Regions from separate parts of the Homo sapiens genome. Here region 2 is linked to region 1. Evidence: chromatin contacts called from ENCODE Hi-C or POLR2A ChIA-PET data. All regions are on one chromosome and are shown on one strand. The core of a region is the stretch at or near the end of the contact, and the rest is flanking DNA. Distances in the headings are between cores, read along the strand shown.

Region 1 (7,362 bases), core at 558-3,057:
CCAGGCGATCTGCATACTTTAAGGACCAGATCATGCTCCATCCAGCCCCACCCAATGGCCTTTTGTGCTTGTTTCCTATAACTTCAGTATTGTAAACTAGTTTTTGGTTTGCAGTTTTTGTTGTTGTTTATAGACACTCTTGGGTGTACCTGAGTCTCTGTTATTTATTTTTCAGGGCCCAGCAGTCAGGGGGAAACTTCTCAGAGTTGGTCCTTTCTTCCTCCCTCCCTTCCTTCCTCCCTCCCTTCCTTCCCCCCTTCCTTCCTCCCTTCCTTCCTTTCCCTTCCTTCCTTCCCTCCTTCCTTCCCTTGCTTCCTTCTGCTAGCTCTCAGTATCTAGGCCCTATGCAAACGACTCAGCTCAGTTCACCCTCAGAGAGCTGCATTCTAGTGGTGGAGACTTGAAAACTGATCCTTAGGGCACAGTGGCATGGGTTACACGGGGGGAGTGACAGTGCGGTGGGACACGGTGAAGAGACTTTGGAAAAACTAACCCCTGTTGGGGAAATAAAATTAAAGACAAAATCCCCTGCCAACGCAGAAAACCTCTTCACAAGGGTAGAAAAGAAAGAAAACAGTGTTATTATTGAATAAGCATTAAACCGGAATGTGATACACTGGTGATCCACTAAAGAGACTGCAAAGAGACAAAAATCTTACTCTTTTATGTAGCAAAGTGAATACAACTTACTGTATCCATTTTCTCAAGATAAACAATAACTGGTCCTCAAGCAAGAGGACTTGGCTGCACCTCACTCTAAATTTACCTGGTAAGTGGGAAGCCACCTGTGTCTGCTAATTGCCTTTATCCAAAGGAAAAATCGATTTCCCCTATCTTTATAACAAAGGGTAGGTTGCAACTAAGAGCTAGGCACCAACTGAAGTTAGGCTCCTACCCTCCCACAGGAACTGAGAGAGAGCACTATCTTCCTTAATTATTACATTTCAAAGGGTTGGCCCCCAGGTCCTTGAGAAAAACATTCCGGGGTTGTAAAACTGGCAAGAGGTTTATTTACCTTTTAAGAAGATTTACATTCATCGCAAAGCAGTAGAGAAAGTATTCACAATTACAAGTTTTCTAAAGTAAATGCTCTCAGAAAAGTGAGGGGAAGGAGTCTTTTCCCTTTTTGCGCCAGGGAAAATTAAATTTTCTTTTTCTTCTAATTTGTATCCACCCTTACACCACTCATTTCACAAATAACGTCACCGTAAAGATTTACTAAATGCTCACTATATACCAGGTGGTCTGCATACAACTCAGTTAATCCTCTCAACAACCTAAAAGAGAGATATTGTTATTACTATCCCTACAGGGCCCACATAGGTTAAGTGACTTGCCCACAAGATCACATGTTGAGTAAATGGCTGAGTTAGGATTCCAGACCAGGACTGTGCGATTCCAAACTCAGCGACTTTAGTCTCCAGGCTACGAGGCTGCCAGAGACATGGCTGAAACCCAGTAGTAGTTCTTACACGGTCCCATCCTTGTCTAAGGGAGGGGTGAGGTGGGGTGGAGAGGGGATTGGGTTGGGGGTAGAAGGCTACCGCAGGCGCCATGGACCTCCCAAAATAACCCTGGCCCGAGGGCCAGGAATGAGATTAAGGACGGAACGCATGCCCTCCAAAAAGTGGCATTTTAGAATTTATACAGCACCCCAGCACGCTGCTAAACGTGGGCACACAACCACCACGGCCCGATCACGCGCAGCGGGAACCCGGTCTCTGAGCTCCGCCCCGTGCGTTGCGTCATCAGAGTCACGCCACCTAATCCATTCTCTCGGTCTTCGTCTGCTCCGGTATTGCAACTGCCTCGATTGGTCGATCCTGGGCCAGCATGGCGGCGCCCATGTAACCCGGTCCGTGCCGCAAAGCGAACGGCGGCCGCGGCGCGGGCCCCGCGGGGGTTAGAGGTCACCATGCTGAGGGTCGCGTGGAGGACGCTGAGTTTGATTCGGACCCGGGCAGTTACCCAGGTCCTAGTACCCGGGCTGCCGGGCGGTGGGAGCGCCAAGTTTCCTTTCAACCAGTGGGGCCTGCAGCCTCGAAGTGAGGAGCTGAGAAATGGGACGGCGGGCGTAGGGAAACAGGGTTCGGCGAAGATAGGGAATAAGGAAGCACAGGAGTAGGGGAGATATACAGCGGTCAGGATAAGGGGGAAAGGGCGGTGGTTGCGCAAGAGGTGAAACAAGATGTGAGAGACAAGGGGTAGGGAAGAAATGGGGCAGCGGTTAGGTTCAGAAGCGCATAGACCGTGGCGGACGGGCAATGCGAGGGGCACAGAAAGGAACTGAGGGGTGGGCTATTTAAGGAGATGGTCCTCAGCCCTCTCTTTTCTGCGTAGGTCTCCTCCTCCAGGCCGCGCGCGGATATGTCGTCCGGAAACCAGGTAGGAGTTCCTAAGGTGGGACTTGGGGCGGAAGAGAGACCTCCTGGAAGGCTGGGGTGGGTAAGGGGACCGATGTGGCGAATTAGAGCCACTAGATGAGGTGAGCCAGAGGTCCTGAGCAAAAGACCCCACGTCCACCTTACACAAAGCCCTAGGCCTGCAGCCTGTATGGGGACAGAGGGGTGTGAAGGGCGGGAGCAGGAGCTTTCCAGGTGAATGAGTGAAAATGAGCTTCCCAGAGGGAGTGCATGGCTGGCACCACCCAGGCCTACCTAGAGTATGGCACTTTGTGTCTGCGCTTCTGAGATGCAGGATGTAATTTCCCATTGCAACTCAGTATGCATAGTAGTTAAGATCCTTCTTATTAGGTAAATGATATGGGGCAAGGTACTTCCTCTCTCTGATTCTTATTTCTAAAATGAGTGTGAAAGTATCCATTTGCAAGGATTGTTAGGATTCAGCGATAATACACGAAAAGCACCCTTAACGCTGTGCTCAATTAAATATATTGATAGTATATATTAGAATTTATTATCTGGGGCCGGACGCGGTGGCTTACGCCTGTAATCCCAACACTTTGGGAGGCCAAGGTGGGCAGATCACTTGAGTTCAGGAGTTCGAGACCAGCCTGGCCAACATGGTGAAACCTCGTCTCTACTAAAAATACAGAAAAAAATTAGCCAGGTGTGGTAGCGCGCGCCTGTAATCCCAGCTACTCAGGAGGCTGAGGCAGGAGAATCGCTTGAACCTGGGAGGTGGAGGTTGCAGTGAGCCGATCGTGCCACTGCACTCCAGCCTGGGTGACAGAGCGAGACTCCATCTCAAAAAAACAAAAAAGAAAGAAATTATTGGCTGGACATGGCCCCAACATTTTGGGAGGCCAAGGCTGGAGGATCACTTGAGGCCAGGAGTTCAAGACCAGCCTGGGCAACATAGCAAGACCCAGTCTCTACAAAAAATAAAATAAGTAGAATTTATTGCTATTAATATATTTTTAATATAATTCTTTTCTGCCTCCCTATCAGAATCAACTTGAGCTGTTACAGACAGAAGAGGCCCATTAATGTTATTTGCATAGCAGGGTCTGACTGGAGAGGATAAGTCCATCTACTCTATGCCTCTTCCTCATCTCCAAGGGATAGCAGGGGTGCACACACCAAGACTGAGGTTTTCCTGTGATCTCTACTTGGTGCTTACATTTCAGGCATCGTACAGCTAGCTGCCTTTCCTCAACCCCCTTAATTCATACATGCAGTCAGCCAGCAAGTGTTTGTTGAGTGCCTAGTCTAGGCTGAGCCATGGGCCAGACTATGGTGGATTCCAAGGGAGTCAAACTCTGTCCTATCCACAGGAGGACCCATCCTAGTGGGGGATCTGAGAACTGTAGAGCCAGATAGGTGTGTGAAAGGTGCAGGCACAGTGTAGGGTCTTGGGAAAAGCCACCTACTCGCAACATGAAATATCAAAGCAGGTGCCCACGGAGTTTGCAAAGGAGAAACTGAGCCGAGAGATATCCAGTGCTTTGCTTGAGACCCTGAATGTCCCTTCTGGAGTTGGAGAGTGGGTGAAAAGAGCCAGGTCTGGGAGGGTGGGCAGCGAGAGTTGACTCTGGGTGTTTTCTATCCCCATATTTACTTGACAGCCCAGTCTAGGCTGGATGATGACCCACCTCCCTCTACGCTGCTCAAAGACTACCAGAATGTCCCTGGAATTGAGAAGTAAGCAGGAAGAAACCTAGTAGAGGAGGCAGGGGGCCCTGGGAGGATTGTCGGGGAGTGGGGAAAGACAGTGGCTTTGAGACTTGGCTTGCTGTAGCTGAAGCTTGATCTAGAAGGAGGCAGGGGCCCAGGTGTCCAGGTGTGGTGAGGGTGGGTGGTCAGCAAGGCAGATGGCACTCATGGAGCTCGGCTACTTGGGGGTTTTTTTGTACTCTAGATGAACACCCTGTACCACTAGATTCCAAGGAGCTAACATACTTCACAGGTCTTTGTAGAAATCTCTCATCTCTTGTTCCTCACAAAAGCTGTATGTCCCCATTTTATAGATTTTCAAGCTGTCCAGTGTCATACAGTTCTAAAGGGCAGAGCTAGAGTTTGAATCCAGGGCTGACTGACACCAAAGCCAGAGGCCCTCTGCTCAGCTCCTATGCAGTGTGGTGGGAGCTGGTCAGTCCCTCCCACTGTGCAATTTAACTTGAAATGTCTCAAAACAGATTGAACCATGTTGTAGCTAAAATGGAAATCCTCTCCTTGCCCTCCCTGTGATGAGACCGGAACAGTCGAGCTGACAGCCCCAGTTTCTGTAGTTTCAGCCCAGCAAGCCAGATCCACACTGACTTTTAATCCCTGGGAAATGGCTCCCCACCTCCAGGGAGATTCATTTGCTACAGAAGGAATTTTTCAATCATCTTTGCTTTTCAAACTAAAATGAAACCAGCATTGCTTTCCTCTCTTCTCCCCCAATGTCTGTCTCATTGCTGTGGTTTATCCACAGGGTTGATGATGTCGTGAAAAGACTCTTGTCTTTGGAAATGGCCAACAAGGTGAGCAGCCTCTGCCAAGCCTCAGCCTCCCGCAGTCTTCTCCTCTGGGACTCCCTTCTACCCTGATTAGCACCCCGCATCTCATGCTTCTCCAGTCACAGCACTTAGCCCACTGTCATTCTGCCTCCATTTGTCAATATCCCTAGACAGAGCATCTTCAGGGCAGGGACACTTTTGTTCCCCCACCATACCCCTAGCACCTGACAAACAGGTGCTCAGTGAATGAATGAATGAGCATAAATGAATGAGCAAGCTTTGGGGACATTCATGCAACAAGTCATTTCCTCTGTCAGTGGCTTTGGCTTTGGGCTCACCTGGATGTGGATAGCCATGTGGTTGGTCAAGGCCACAGTGAGCAGAGTGAAGTCAGGCCCTGAGCCTTATGGCCCTAGTTGCTATAACTGTAGCCAGGGCCCTTGGGGGGAGGAGGGCTAGTTCTTAGAGGGTGGCAGACTCCACAGATTTTCTCTGTCTCTGTCTTCAACAGAAGGAGATGCTAAAAATCAAGCAAGAACAGTTTATGAAGAAGATTGTTGCAAACCCAGAGGACACCAGATCCCTGGAGGCTCGAAGTTGGTCGGGGACCCTTGGGGAGTGGGGGTGTAGGGAAGCCTGCTAGCTGGGACCTGATCTAGGGCTCTTGTCTACAAGCACATGCACATGGGCTGGGGAAAGGGAGAGACATGAAGGACCTAGGGCAATGAAAATTGGACCCTGTATCCCAAGCTCTGATGCTGGAGTCAACACCCAGTTGGACCTTGTACCACTGTGTGAGCTTGGGTAAGTCACCAACCCTCTCTTGGAGCCCCTGCTTCCTCATCTGGAAATGGGGGAATAAGGGAGAGCAGAGCAGAGGTAATGTTACCCACCTCATGGCAGCATTGTGAGAGGCAGCTAGGGGATGTAAACACACCTTGGAAACTAAAGCTCACGATGTGTGATAATAATAGTAAGACTAGGCCAGGCGCGGTGGCTCACGCCTGTAATCCCAGCACTTTGGGAGGCCAAGCAGGTGGATCACAAGGTCAGGAGATCAAGACCATCCTGGCTAACACGGTGAAACCCCGTCTCTACTAAAAATACAAAAAATTAGCCGGGCATGGTGGCGGGCGCCTGTAGTCCTAGCTACTGGGGCTGAGGCAGGAGAATGGCGTGAACCTGGGAGGCGGAGCTTGCAGTGAGCCGAGATCGCGCCACTGCACTCTCGCCTGGGCAACAGAGCGAGACTCCGTCTCGAAAATAAAAAAATAAGACCAACATTTTGAACCCTCTTGTGCCAGACAGACACCATGGTGCATTCCCAAGGGAATAATGTTGCTACTTTGGTTCAGGCTAGAACTGGCAGTAGTCCTCATTAGATGTGAGTGAAAAGCACCACCATTTCCCCCTCTCTCTGGGTGCAGTTTCTCTTCATTGCCCACTGAGAGCAAGTGAGGTAGACTAGTGGACCTGCAGAGGATCTGCACACTTTCTCTCCTTTGCCATTGGCCTATATTATAGCCTCCTCCTCCTCTTCCACCCTCCTGCCTTCATTCTTCTCCCTTCATTCTTTTCTTCTCCCTCTGCCAGGGATTAAAGTCTGGTGAGTTCATCTTGGATACTAAAACCCCATTGAGAACTGGACTCAAGGGTCCTCCATAGCCTCTTTTGAGAAGATGAGTTTCAGCTTCCCTTGCCCTGCTAAAGCCCTGGGCTAGGGACCAGCTCAGCCACAAAAGGCCTGCTTATCTTTCCTCACCTGTTTCTGCATTATCACTACTGAAATCCCCAGGTTGGCAGGAACAAATGGCCTGGACTGGCAAGGTGGTTACTGGGGTCGTCTTTAAGCACAAGTTTTGATTCTTTTTTTTTTTTTTTTTTTTTGAGACCGGATCTCACTCTGTCACTCAGGCTGGAATGCAGTCAGTGGCAGGTGTGATCATGGCTCACTACAGCGCAACTTCTGGGGCTCCAGCAATTCTCCTACCTCAGGCTCCCAAGTAGCTGGGACCAAAGGCATGCACAACCATGTCAAGCTAATTTTTGTGTTTTTGGTAGAGACAGGATTTTGTCATATTGCCCAGGCTGATCTCGAACTCCTGAGCTCAAGTAATTCACCTGCCTCAGCCTCCCAAAGTGCTGGGATTACAGGCATGAGTCACCACGCCCAGCCCACAGATGTCACTTCTGCCTTTCCATTATTACTCAGTTTTCTGAATGCCAGTTGCTTCTAGCATAGTGCCTGCTCTAGAGAACCCCTCAGGAACCAAGGCCTATCTTTCTGTGTTGTTCCACTCTACACCTAAGTTGCTGTGATGGAGCCATGTGGTCGGGGTCAGGGTTCCCACTGCACTTTCTGCAGTGCTCCCAGAACTCAGTATGTACTGGGAAGGGCCTGCTGTCGTGACAGCCTCTCTTTGGGGCCAGCTTCTGCTTTTGCCCCCATCTTTGCAGTA
Region 2 (7,362 bases), core at 1,782-4,281, 3.5 Mb before region 1:
CTATTTAAATCTGTCTAGCCTGCTTAAGCTGCCATAAGAAAATAATGCAGAATGAACGGCTTAAACAACAGAAAGGTATTGTCCTATAGTTCTAGAGGCTTGAAACCCTGAGATCAAGGTGCCAACCAATTTTGTTCCTGGTAGGGGCTCATTTTCTGGCTTGCAGACAACCACCTTTATGTTCTTACATGGCCATTCCTCGATGCATGAATGAATAGGGGTGGAGGTAGTCCTCTAGTGTCTCTTATAAGGACACTAATCCTATCAGATAGGGCCCCATACTTATGACTTCATTTAACCTTAGTTACTTCCTTAGAGGCCTCATCTCCATATACCGCCACTGTGGGTTACCGTTTCAACATATGAATTTGGGAAGTACACAAACATTCAGTGTATCCACTGATTTTCTACATTCAGTATATCCACTGATTTTCTAGGAACTTCTTGAGAAACAAAGTCTTGATCTCTGTCCACCATCTGATTCAGACACATACAAATTGATCTGATGGGCTGGTACAGCCCTGACTGATTGCAGGGAACTCAACTGTGGGTTTGAGAGAAAATTCAAGAGGAGGAAGCTGCATGAGGCTAGCACAAAAAGCCAAATTCAGCAATAGGGACTGAATGTAACAGGACACTTCACTGCACAGTACCAATAGCACCATTCACACCATAACCTGTGTAAGTTTCACTTCCAGGAGTTTTTTGTAGTGCAAAACCTGTGAGGCCATACCTCAGATAGTGGTCCTGAATACAATGTGTCAGGAATTACTGGTACCCTTTCTAAAACCTTTTCCAATTCAGATACTGTGGAGTTATGCCTGAGGAGAAAATTGCAATATGCATTTGTTGAAAATACTGAATCACTAAATATTATCTCATTTTTGGGTCCTCTTTGCAATGGGACCCTCTTAATTGAGCTAATGCCAAGAGATTAAGTACTAATTAAAATTATTTGGCCACAAGCAACAGAAGCCAACTCTGATTAACTTAAAAAAGAACATAAAGGAATTTATTGAAAGAAAATGTGAAAATTCACAGAGTCAAAAGACAATTTGGAAAAAAAAAAAAGAACCGTGCGAACAGCCAAGTATCAAGATATACAGGAATCAAGGCAGTTCTGGACATGCAGGTAACAGAAACTCATAGGAAATCCCTTCAGGATACTGCCCGAAAATGAATCAGCTTCAAGTTTTCTGTCTTCCTGTCTCCCACTAAAATTTTCTTCCAGAGAAATCACTTCCAGTTGATCTAGCTGGGATTGAGTATCATCCCCTGACTAAGGAAGGGCATTGAACAATGATTGACAGCCCCACCAAACCAGTGTGTAGTGGGGGAGGGGGTGTTCTCCAGAGAAAGAGGTAGAATGCTGATAGAGAAAAACAACAGATGTCCTCTGCATTCCAACCATGGGTTGCCAAGCAACGTCTTCCCACTTTTTAAAATGCCATATACAATTTTTTAAATGCCTCTGCCTAACATAATTATCTCAGATGCAAACAAAAGATACACTCAACTCCTTCTAAAAGGAGACAACCCATGTTCATTTATTTCTTTCCTAGTTCCATCATGACCCCTCTCTATAGTTTACAATTTGTGTACTAAATTACAAATTTAACCATCATCAACCCATACCACACGATTCTAAGAGAAAAGAGAAAGAAAATTACTTTAAAAATATATCTGACTTTCTGCATATTACTATAAGTAAGTTATACCTCAATAAAGGAGAAAAAATATCCATGACACAGCAAGGAAGGAATACTGGTAGAAGCTACAGTCCTCATTCATGGAACTGATCATGGTACTTATGACTTCTCTCATCCCCCACCCAATCACATTGTCTTGCCATTGATTGGCCAGCACATCAGTTGGTTTAGCGCTTTGCCAGGTAGGTTGTGGAACTCAGCCTTCAAGGTAGCACCAAATGACTCTCACCTCTTGATCCATGCCTTTGTGTAGTCCCCTCCCATATTAGGTATATCCTAGAATATTTTAGATTGTTGGAATTATAGCCCTTCCCCAGCATAGCTACATCTTCTGCTCTAAGTTGATCAGTTTCTATCACTTTAGTAAACTATTTATCTGTCTGGTTTCAGCTCTTTCTTCACTCTGGACCCTGGAGATGTTTTTTTTCTTCCAACTTCATTCTACATTTCTTTAAATTTTGGCCAGCATTTCTTTTTCTTTCTTTCTTTCTTTTTTTTTTTTTTTTTTTTTTTTTTGAGGTGGAGTCTCACTCTTGTAGCCCAGGCTGGAGTGCAGTGGCGCCATCTCAGCTCACCACAACCTCCACCTCCCAGGTTCAACCAACTCTCCTGCCTCAGCCTCCCAAGTAGCTGAGATTACAGGCACCTGCCACCACATCCGGCTAATTTTTGTATTTTTAGTAGAGAAGGGGTTTCGCCATATTGGCCAGGCTGGTCTCAAACTCGTGACCTCAGGCGATCCACCCGCCTTGGCCTCCCCAGGTGTTGGGATTACAGACGTGAGCCACTGTGCCCAGTCTGGCCAGCATTTCTAAATATTTATTACAAGAACATCTTCAGATTATATAGTCAGCAGATGTTGAATTGAATGTTCTGTGTGTTTACTTTTCTGTCTCTCCAACTAGACTACGAGCTTCATAGATTGTCTTGCTCATAATTGTGTTCCCATAAACTAGCACTGTGGCTGGTACATAGTAGGCATTCATTACATGTGTGTTGAATGAATGAATGTAACCAGGGAAGGGATGAATGCCATAACCGGACATGAATTGTCTCCTTTTGGAAGGAGTTGAGTGCATTTTTTGCTTGCATATGAGATAGTTACAAAAATAAAGAAATTAATTGATTAATGAAGATATATCAGACTTGCCCATTTAAGATTATCATTCAGAATTGTCTACTGTTGATAATGAAACCTCAAGAGTTGCATTTTACATATTATTGCTTGGCCCACAAATACAGTGGTTATTTGAGTTTTACTTCTTCTTATATGTTATTTTTAAGCCTTGAAAGTCTCCAGAGGAAGTGGAATTTGGTTATGCTGACCTAGTTATAACACTGACTCGACATGGCTTTCTCTATGTCAGGGTAATAGAAATAAAATTTATTTCTGTGAATATATCATTTGCATTGGCATTTATAGAGCTTAGTATTTAATTGATGACTATTTTAGTGATTGACTTGAAAATTTACATTGTTTAGAATAGGTATCCCTTAGACTGTGGAGTCATAGACCTGGTCAATTTCATGATCAAAAAAGAATTCTTGAATTAGACTCAATCAATTTAGTAAACTATTTCACTTTAAAAAAAAAGAATTCTCAATTGTCTTTTTCAAACATGTGTTTACCCTCATCTTCCATTTTTCTTTATTCTTTCTCTTTTTTTTTTTTTTTTTTGAGATGGAGTTTTGCTCTTGTCGCCCAGGCTAGAGTGAAATGGCACAATCTTGGCTCACTGCAACCTCCACCTCCTGGGTTCAAGCGATTCTCCTACCTCAGCCTCCCGAGTAGCTAGGATTACAGCCGTGTGCCACCACACTCAGCTAATTTTTTGTATTTTTAGTAGAGATGGGGTTTTACCATGTTAGCCAGGCTGGTCTCGAACTCCTGACCTCAAGTGATCCTCCCGTCTCGGCCTCCCAAAGGGCTGGGATCACAGGCATGAGCCACTGCGCCCAGCCATCTTCCTTTTTTCTGTAATTTCATCTACTAGGTCAGGCCAAACTCTAGGAAGCAACCTTCAATCCTCTTTTCCTCCCATCTCTCAACCCCCACCCCACCCACCTCACGTTCAATTCTTTAGCAGTCCTGTTGTCTCTCCCTTCAAAAGATATCCAGGATCCAACCACTTATCAGAAGTCCCACCTACCAACGCTAAACCCACATCATCTCCTGCCTACACCACTGCAATACCCCCTTAACTCATTTGCCTGCTTTTACTCTTGTCCCCACTATCAGCTCTCCACACAACAGCTAGGGGAACTTTTCAAAATACAAATCAGATCACATCAGATATATAGTCACAGGTCAATTTAAAAGACAGCTTCCAGCCTGGCCAACATGGCAAAACCTTGTCTCTACTAAAAATATGAAATTTAGTTGGGTGTGATGGCCAGCGCCTGTAATCCCAGCTACTCAGGAGGCTGAGACAGAAGAATTGCTTAAACCCTGGAGGCCGAGGTTGCAGTGAGCCAAAATCAGCCACTGCAATCTAGCCTGGGTGACAGAGCGAGACTCCATCTCAAAAAAAAAAAAAGATAGCTGGAAAACATAGCTTCTGTGTCATCCCTGGCTATACTATAGCAAGCCAGGGGCCATCTCATTAAAAATGGTGTGATATTCCATCCCTAGCAAATTAATTTTTTTTTTTAAAAAAAGGAGGGAGATCTTACTGCCAAGGGAACTTATAAATAACAGAGGTTGGCCTAATCATCTTGGCTCTTTTCCACACTTCATAATACAGTACAAACAACCTCTGAACAATCAGCATAATGCTGAGAAAATAGTCATAATAACCCGGATGTTTTCCGGATAGATTCTTGCTATTTCTACTTGTTTCTCTCATTTCAAAGTTGACCTTTAATGAGCTAGTGAAAGGCTGGTTTCTGTGATGATCCAGGCTTCCTGCTCTGATGTTATGCTACCCATTCAGCAGTAATTAATATGGTGGAATTTGGTCCTTTTCCACATTGCCTTCCAGAAGGACTGATGGCCAGAAATAAAGCAGGCAGAAAGAAGTTTCCCAAATCTCAGGCAGGCTTAGAGGCATATTTACCATGAAGCTAAGGAAGCTTAAAATTTAAGAACCCTTACTTGCAAAACACTTTTCCAAGAACTTGTACCTAATTTTGTATTCATACTTTTGTATTCTTTTTCTTTTCTCTTCTTTTTTGAGAGAAGTCTTGCTCTTGTCCCCCAGGTTTGAGTGCAATGGCTTTATCTTGGCTCACTGCAACCTCTGCCTCCCGAGTTCAAATGATTCTCCTGTCTCTGCCTCCCAAGTAGCTGGGATTAAGGCGCCTGCCAACACGCCTGGCTAATTTTTGTATTTTTTAGTAGAGATGGGGTTTCACCATGTTGGCCAGGCTGGTCTCGAACTCCTGACCTCAGATGATCCACCTGCCTCGGCCTCCCAAAGTGCTGGGATTACAGGCGTGAGCCACCGTGCCCGGTTGTATTCTTTTTCTTAAAGGACTCCACCTGTTTGAAAGCAAGCTTTCAGTTCCTCTTCCTAGGTTTTATGACAATTACCAGGAATAGGAGACATGAAGAACTAGGGGAAGGGAGCAGCAAATGCAAAGCTCCTGTGGCCTTCCATTTGGCTGGTACGAGGTTATCAGGTTGCTTACGGGATGAGAAATCTTCTGTCCTAACCATCTCATGTCATCAGCATCCATATACTTTTTTTTTTTTTGAGACAGAGTCTCACTCTGTTGCCCAGGCTGGAGTGCGGTGGCGCCATTTCAGCTCACCGCAACCTCTGCCTACCAGGTTCAAGCAATTCTCATGCCTCAGCCTCCCAAGTAGCTGGGATTACAGGCATGCACCACCACACCTGGCTAATTTTTGTGTTTTTAGTAGAGACGGGTTTTCACCATGTTGGCCAGACTGGTCTCAAACTCCCAACCTCAGGTGTTCTGCCCACCTCAGCCTCCCAAAGTGCTGGGATTACAAGCGTGAGCCACTGCACCCGGCCTCAGCATTCATACTCTTTTTTTTTTTTTTTTTTTAATTTATTTTTTTATTGATAATTCTTGGGTGTTTCTCACAGAGGGGGATTTGGCAGGGTCATGGGACAATAGTGGAGGGAAGGTCAGCAGATAAACAAGTGAACCTTTGTTTTCCTAGGCAGAGGACCCTGCGGCCTTCCGCAGTGTTTGTGTCCCTGATTACTTGAGATTAGGGATTGGTGATGACTCTTAACGAGCATGCTGCCTTCAAGCATCTGTTTAACAAAGCACATCTTGCACCGCCCTTAATCCATTTAACCCTGAGTGGACACAGCACATGTTTCAGAGAGCACAGGGTTGGGGTAAGGTCACAGATCAACAGGATCCCAAGGCAGAAGAATTTTTCTTAGTGCAGAACAAAATGAAAAGTCTCCCATGTCTACTTCTTTCTACACAGACACGGCAACCATCCGATTTCTCCATCTTTTCCCCACCTTTCCCGCCTTTCTATTCCACAAAGCCGCCATTGTCATCCTGGCCCGTTCTCAATGAGCTGTTGGGCACACCTCCCAGACGGGGTGGTGGCCGGGCTGAGGGGCTCCTCACTTCCCAGTAGGGGCGGCCGGGCAGAGGCGCCCCTCACCTCCCGGACGGGGCGGCTGGCCGGGCGGGGGGCTGACCCCCCCACCTCCCTCCCGGACGGCACGGCTGGCCGGGTGGGGGGGCTGACCCCCCACCTCCCTCCCGGATGGGGCGGCTGCCGGGCGGAGACGCTCCTCACTTCCCAGATGGGGTGGCTGCCGGGCGGAGAGGCTCCTCACTTCTCAGACGGGGCAGCTGCCGGGCGGAGGGGCTCCTCACTTCTCAGACGGGGTGGTTGCCAGGCAGAGGGTCTCCTCACTTCTCAGACGGGGCGGCCGGGCAGAGACGCTCCTCACCTCCCAGACGGGGTCTCGGCCGGGCAGAGGCGCTCCTCACATCCCAGATGGGGCGGCGGGGCAGAGGCGCTCCCCACATCTCAGACGATGGGCGGCCGGGCAGAGACGCTCCTCACTTCCTAGATGTGATGGCGGCTGGGAAGAGGCGCTCCTCACTTCCTAGATGGGATGGCGGCCGGGCGCAGACGCTCCTCACTTTCCAGACTGGGCAGCCAGGCAGAGGGGCTCCTCACATCCCAGACGATGGGCGGCCAGGCAGAGACACTCCTCACTTCCCAGACGGGGTGGCGGCCGGGCAGAGGCTGCAATCTCGGCACCCTGGGAGGCCAAGGCAGGCGGCTGGGAGGTGGAGGTTGTAGCGAGCGGAGATCACAACACTGCACTCCAGCCTGGGCACCATTGAGCACTGAGTGAACGAGACTCCGTCTGCAATCCCGGCACCTCGGGAGGCCAAGGCTGGCGGATCACTCTCGGTTAGGGGCTGGAGACCGGCCCGGCCAACACAGCGAAACCCCGTCTCCACCAAGACCAGTCAGGCGTGGCGGCGCGTGCCTGCAATCGCAGGCACTCGGCAGGCTGAGGCAGGAGAATCAGGCAGGGAGGTTGCAGTGAGCCGAGATGGCAGCAGTACAGTCCAGCTTCGGCTCCGCATGAGAGGGAGACCGTGGAAAGGGGAGGGGGAGGGGGAGGGGGAGAGGGAGAGGGAGAGGGAGAGGGAGAGGGAGAGGATTCATACTCTTAACACAGCAAACACTGCTCTGAGT

What was found. Hi-C counts contacts between places; a loop is a spot of excess contacts on that map. ChIA-PET counts read pairs that join two places held with the same protein, here RNA polymerase II (POLR2A). Pooled maps may share reads with other maps.
Region 2: a loop to region 1 is called in a pooled map, with 3 times the contacts of the local background. The contact joins the enhancer-like site here to the promoter of MRPS15 in region 1. A Hi-C loop is called at or near these places in 1 of 50 pooled maps. POLR2A ChIA-PET finds 5 or more read pairs at or near these places in 2 of 52 experiments (BJ and GM10248).

Annotation. Positions count from the first base shown.
Region 1 is chr1:36,458,829-36,466,190 of GRCh38, reverse strand. It overlaps MRPS15 (mitochondrial ribosomal protein S15), which reads left to right and starts at 1,807. Exons shown (of 8, transcript NM_031280.4): 1 at 1,807-2,045; 2 at 2,341-2,385; 3 at 4,028-4,103; 4 at 4,879-4,927; 5 at 5,415-5,499. The coding sequence starts at 1,916. It overlaps CSF3R (colony stimulating factor 3 receptor), which reads left to right. Exons shown (of 17, transcript NM_000760.4): 17 at 1-148. RefSeq lists enhancers at 994-1,895, 1,652-1,901, 1,301-2,500, 1,896-2,799.
Region 2 is chr1:39,998,985-40,006,346 of GRCh38, reverse strand. No RefSeq gene overlaps it. Among named protein-coding and RNA genes, the nearest start is that of CAP1, 38 kb to the left of the region's middle. RefSeq lists a silencer at 652-711. Within about 2 kb of position 3,031, at least 2 of the 41 ENCODE cell types and tissues checked have a DNase peak (open chromatin) inside an H3K27ac peak, as active enhancers do.